Regions from separate parts of the Homo sapiens genome. Here region 1 is linked to region 2. A link is a loop called in an ENCODE intact Hi-C map of the cell type or tissue named here. Cell type or tissue: dorsolateral prefrontal cortex. All regions are shown on one strand. Links, peaks and the distances in the headings refer to the core of each region. The heading gives the core; the rest is flanking DNA. Region 1 has its middle 490 kb from the start of KCNJ2. Region 2 has its middle 500 kb from the start of CASC17.

What was found. Peaks named below come from ENCODE experiments on the same cell type or tissue, not always from the same donor. Only the 100,000 strongest peaks of a DNase experiment are listed, where the experiment ranks them.
Region 1: it touches region 2 in a loop (2.1-fold over the local background); 2 of 110 quality-filtered maps call a loop at or near these places.

What each region holds. Positions count from the first base shown.
Region 1 is chr17:70,653,495-70,656,418 of GRCh38, reverse strand. No RefSeq gene overlaps it. Among named protein-coding and RNA genes, the nearest start is that of KCNJ2, 490 kb to the right of the region's middle. In dorsolateral prefrontal cortex, for the core only: no CTCF peak of the experiment used is centred there; no DNase peak of the experiment used is centred there; H3K4me3 peaks cover 1,617 bases; H3K27ac peaks cover 2,181 bases.
Region 2 is chr17:70,703,753-70,706,676 of GRCh38, reverse strand. No RefSeq gene overlaps it. Among named protein-coding and RNA genes, the nearest start is that of CASC17, 500 kb to the left of the region's middle. In dorsolateral prefrontal cortex, for the core only: no CTCF peak of the experiment used is centred there; no DNase peak of the experiment used is centred there.

The DNA of each region.
Region 1 (2,924 bases), core at 332-2,831, 50 kb after region 2:
TCTCTCCATTAATTTAATAATATAAGAGGTATTTAATTTCTTTGCCACTTCTAACAGTAATTGCACATCAAGGACTGAATTAGGACCATTTCTGTTGAATCAACATCACCACCAAGTATCAGGTCCCTAAATGGTCTGCTGCCCCAAATAAAAGCCTTAGAATCCAAATGGAAAAGGTAAAATTCTGATTTTGCACTTAGCCATTGTAACATTGGGAAAGCCACTTAACCTGTTTAAGCTTCATGGGGCTGAAGAATCATACCTGTCACCCTGACTAACCAGGTTGTTACTGAAATGAATGAGATAATCTACAGGGAAGTAATTTTTTATATGTCATGTAAATATCACGTTATATTTATAGAAAATACATTTTGTATTGTTCAAATACTAAATAATCTCAAATCTTTTTTTTTAACTATAATCACTCTTTCTCCATCTCTAGAAGTGCTTTGCAGTTTTAATAATCAGGAAGGGAAAAACAACTTAAAATGTTGTGCATTATATTAAAAATAAAGTATGTTGAATTGTTGTTTAAAGCAGACCATGAACCGAATCTTCCCTGCAGCCAGTTTTTGTAAATACAGCTTTATTGGACTGAAGCTACACCTATTCATTTACATATTGTCTATGGCTGCTTCCAAACTCCAAGGGCAGAATTCAGTCATGGCAACAGAGACCATATGGCCTGCAAAGCCAAAAATATTTACTATCTGGCCCTTTACAGAAAATTTTGACCAACTCTTGGATTAATAGCACAAAAAGGGAACAAAGCAGTTTCATTTAAAAATGCCCTTTGCATCTATTAAATATTTTGTAGATTTGTACTTTAAAGATCTTGCTAAAGCTATTGGGAGTCGGTGAGAAAATGCATGGTGTTACACACACATAAAATGTGTGTTTGCCTGAAAATGTGCACCTTGTCTGACTGCAAATTTGGTTACATTCAATGGCTTAAATATTCTGACACTGAGCCAGAAGGATTCCATGGTGATACTGAAAGCAGTGCCTGCCTCACAAATGAAACCAATTGCAGCTGTCAGCCACTGTCACTTTGGCTTAATTATTAAAATAAAGACAACTGGTTTTGAGCACACAGAACATTGGAGATGTGAAGATAATTGTTATGAAATAATTCTGCCTAGAAAACTAGTAACAGTACATGATTTTTATTGTGTGCCTGTCAGTGCAAAAATCTGACTGTCAAGCCCACTTTAAATATGGACACAAATAATAGGAGGTTGGCCTGCGCCTTTGAATTGGTAAACTGAAAAAAGAAACACACACACACACACACACACACACACACACACCTGCAAAGGAGCAGGCAAATAACCTTTAAGTGCAGTGCAGAAACACTATTTCTTTAAATGAAAAACTCTATAAAAAAAGAGAGATTTTGTAGGGGTAGAATTCTGTACAGTTATTTCAACATTGGGAGAGTATCTGTCCTTGGCTTTTTTTTTTCTTTTTTTTTTTTTTTTCCCAGCACAGATGTTCATCTGCATCCCATCTGATCTGAATATTCGGCTTTCTTGGCACACATCTCTTTATCTCCACTGTGCGTTCTTCCTCTGGGCCAAACTCCAGTGTCACAGATGTGCAGAGAGAGAAAGGAAAGAGAATATTAGGGATAGAAAGGCTGAGCTCAAATTAATCAACAGGTCCTTATGAGTACTGTTTATTTCCCTAAATTCCCACCTGCGCTGTTACAATCTAATAGCCAGACAAATCTGGCGACAAATCTCCAATCTGTGAAAGGATTTTTTATAAATTTATACCTTACGGAAGTAAGCCTTATAAAAGCTGAGCTCAGGATAAACCCATCCATAAATGCTTTATGTATTTACTTATTTTGCATAAAAGTGGGGATCCTAATTCAAAATTTAGTGTTCCTTGCAGTAAATTTGAAAATCTGATACAATCAAGAGAATCATACTTTTTAAATGCCACTTCTTGAATCTAACACTGGAAGTATCAAAGAATCATTTGCCATTCTTCTGTTCTGGTGGATGAAATGCCCTAGGCAGTGGCTATTTACTCAACATTCATACATTTTGACTTTTCTGATCTCTCATCCAACCAGTGAAAATTTCCAAGTAGCTCTATTTTTTTGTTTAAAGAGATATTTGAATTTTCTCAATGCACACATTTGTGCTATACGTGATTATATATTAGTCTTGTTATGTTTTATTATGTTGTCTGCTTTTTTATCCCCTACAATAAGACTTAGCAATTTTTCCTTCTGTAAAGGTGAAATATGATCTCTGTTGAAACTCAATTTGTAATCGTAGGACCAAAGTAGTCATAGATAATATATAAATGTACAGACGTGGCTGTGTTCCAATAAAACTTTACAATACAGTCAGTGGGCTGGACTGAGCCCCACAGGCCATTGTTTGATGAAAATTACTGTGCTAGATTCTATGTTTTTGAGGACAGTTTATTTTCCTGGAAACTACTTCCATCAATTAATACTTTCCTTCAGCCTGAAGAACTTTTTCCAGCATCCTTAAAATGTTGATGACCATTAATTCTCTCAGCTTTTGTTTGACTGGCATTGTCTTCGCATCTCCATCATTTGTGAAGGATATTTTCACTGAGTACAGAATTTCAGGTCAATTTCTGTTTTTCTTCTGTTACTTCATATTTGTTGTTCGATTGTTTTCTAGCACCCATTACTACGGATAAGAAGTCAACTGTTTTTATAAAATCGTTCCCCGAATTGTGATCTGTTTTGTTTTGTTTTGTTTTTGCCTTTGGCACATTATAAAATGTTTCTTTATCTTAGCTTTTTATGATAGCAGTATAATTTTGATATGTCTAGATATGAGTTTTTTTTGTATTTATTCTTCTTGGCATTTATTGAGCTCCTTGGATATGAAAGGTGATTTTTTTTTTGCTTTTACAAGAGGAGGAAATTTCTT
Region 2 (2,924 bases), core at 337-2,836:
AGCACCACTCCCATAACAGGTCTTCATGCCAACAGCAGCATGTACTCACACAGCTCCCAGCTTCATCTGGCTTGCTGGGTCTAGTTTCCACCTTCATTAGAACTCCCAGAACCCGCTCAGAAGGTTCCCTCAGAGCTATCCACCAGACAGCACCCCTTCTTAGACGTCTGAGTAGAAGCTTTCACTTTCAGGAGCTCTCTCCTATGAATTCTAGAGGTATGGAGCTGAAATACGTCCTCTTCTCCTTGTGTAGGTCCCAGCTGCCCAGTCTTCTCCTCCAAACTTCTAGTATTTGAAAATGTTCAACAACTTCTTCCCTTTCTTCCTGCATCTTGACCAAGATGGCCTTCACATTCCTCTCACCTTCACTAAACTTTAGACAGATTACATCATGACCATAAGCTTCTGACCTCTCTTTTCTTAGAGTATTTACAGTAAAATACTAGCAACGGTAAAATCTTTCTCTGCCCCTTTTACAGCCCAGAAATGTCTTTCTCAAAGACATGGGAGCCACCCCCTTTGAAATCTAATCATTAAGGAAGACAAGTGTCCCTTTTTCCCATTCTTTGTGGGAGGGTAGGCGGCTAACCTGAACAAACAACAATTAGCAAACACAGATGCTCTAACGACTTGACCAACTTCCCCTTCCAGCTACATTTCCACTAGTTTATCCCAGAAATTAAAAACCCTCCTATTTCTGCAGAAACAAAAAGTGGGAGGGCTGAATTCAGTCCTGTTCTGAAGTCTCCCTCCTTTATTGCTATAACCCGAATAAAGTCTGTCTTGTCCATGTTAACAAGTGTTTAGCACAATTTCACTTTGATAATCTTTTCTGACAGTATCATCTCAGTGTTTCCCCTTTGCCTTTTCTATCCTCCCATACCAAATAATTGATTCTTTGTATTAAATCCTGTTAAAAACAAACAAACAAACTAATATTCCGTCTGGAACCTGCCCGATACGGTGTGCCATCCTTTTTTAGCTGTCAACAGGTGGAGGACTCATCATTTATCACTTACTTCTAAAAAAAAAAAAAAAATTCCCCCCCCCCCCAAAAAAAATTAAAACACAGAAAACTAAACTGATAATAAAAGGCTGTTTTATATAATAAGGTTTAAAAATATGGGGTGGGTAGAAATGTTTGTATCATACTGATGCCAAGAAAATAAAACTGAAGAGTATCAGCGATATGGTTTGGCTCTGTGTCCCCACCCAAATCTCCTGTTGTATTGTGATCCTGGTGGGAGGTGATTGGATCGTGGGGGTGGTTTCTAATGGTTTAGCACCATCGCCCTAATGCTGTCTCATGATAGAGTTCTCATGAGATGTGGTTGTTTTATTCCTATTTCAAAGTCTTTAAACTTTTTTTCATTAAATATTTTGTTTACTAAACTAAAATTACTTATGCATACAAACATTTCTGAACTTCCATAGTACTTTCAGTTAGTATCACATAATTTACCACTTGCTTGGACACTCCTAATTATATTATTGATTCTTGCATATATCTTGCCTCACACACTATGTTGTAATTCCTCATTTTAAAATTGCCTCCTATTCATTCCATTGGTGAGGAAAGGATTTCTCTATAGTGTTATGGGAATGGCAAAATACTAATACTTCACACTGGACAAGTGAGATCAACAGCAGTGTATTAGTCACATATACTCACAGACCAGGGGAGAGGGACACCATGCCACACACAGCCACATGGAGTGTGCGCTCAGCAAAAGAGCTCCTTCATTCTCTCTCTTCCTCCAGCTCCCACCATGTAACATGTGTTGCTTCCCCTTTGCCTTCTGCCATGATCATGTATTTCCTGAAGCCTCCCCAGCCATGCTTCCTGTACGGCCTGTAAAACTGTGAGTCAATTAAACCTCTTTTCTTTAGAAATTACCCTGTCTCAGGTATTTCTTTACAGCAGTGGGAGAATAGACTAATGCAACTAGTTCTGTGCTTCAAAGTCCCTTGCTCATTTCAATAAACTTGACCTCTAGGTTCTAATATGGATAATTAGCTTGCTTTTCCCCTCCCTTCAGGAGGACAACAGAATACACAAATATTTTCTGATGCAGCGCAAGTCAGCTCTTGGATTTGTTCTGCTCCTGCCTTTGTCTCATCTGGCACCTCTTTTCTCACCTAAATGACTAACCACTGCATTTACCTAAAGAAAAACAGAGTCCCAAAAGGGAATTTTAAGAAGACAAACCTGGCCAGGCGTGGTGGCTCATGCCTGTAATCCCAGCACTTTGGGAGGCCAAGGTAGGCAGATCACAAGGGCAGGAGCTCGAGACGTAGTTGGCCAACGTGGTGAAACCCCATTTTTACTAAAAACGTACAAAAATTAGCTACGCATGGTGGCGGGCGCCTGTAATCCTGTGTCAGGAATTGGTTCCTTCCAGTGGGTTCTTGGTCTCGCTGACTTCAAGAATGAATCCACGGACCCTGGCGGTGAGTGTTACAGCTCTTACAGATGGTGTGTCCAGAGTTTCTTCCTTCCAGTGGGTTCGTGGTCTTGCTTGGCTTCCGGAACCAAGCTGCAGACCTTCACAGTGAGTGTTACAGCTCTTAAACGTGGCAGGGCCGGAGTTGGAGTTGTTTGTTCCTCCCCGTGGGTTCTGGTCTCACTGACTTCAGGAGTGAAGCCCCAGACCTGGGCATTACAGCTCATAAACTTAGTGGGCACCTAGAGCAATCAGCAGCCAGACTTATTGTGAAGAGTGAAAGAACAAAGCTTCCACATTCTGCTAGGGGACCCAAGCAAGTTGCCCAGGCTGGTTGAGGTGGCCAGCTTTTATTCCCTTATTTGGCCCCACCCACATCCTGCTGATTGGTCCCTTATACAGAATGCTCATTGGTCCATTTTACAGAGTGCTGATTGGTCCGTTTTTACAGAGTGCTGATTGGTGCGTTTACAAAACTTT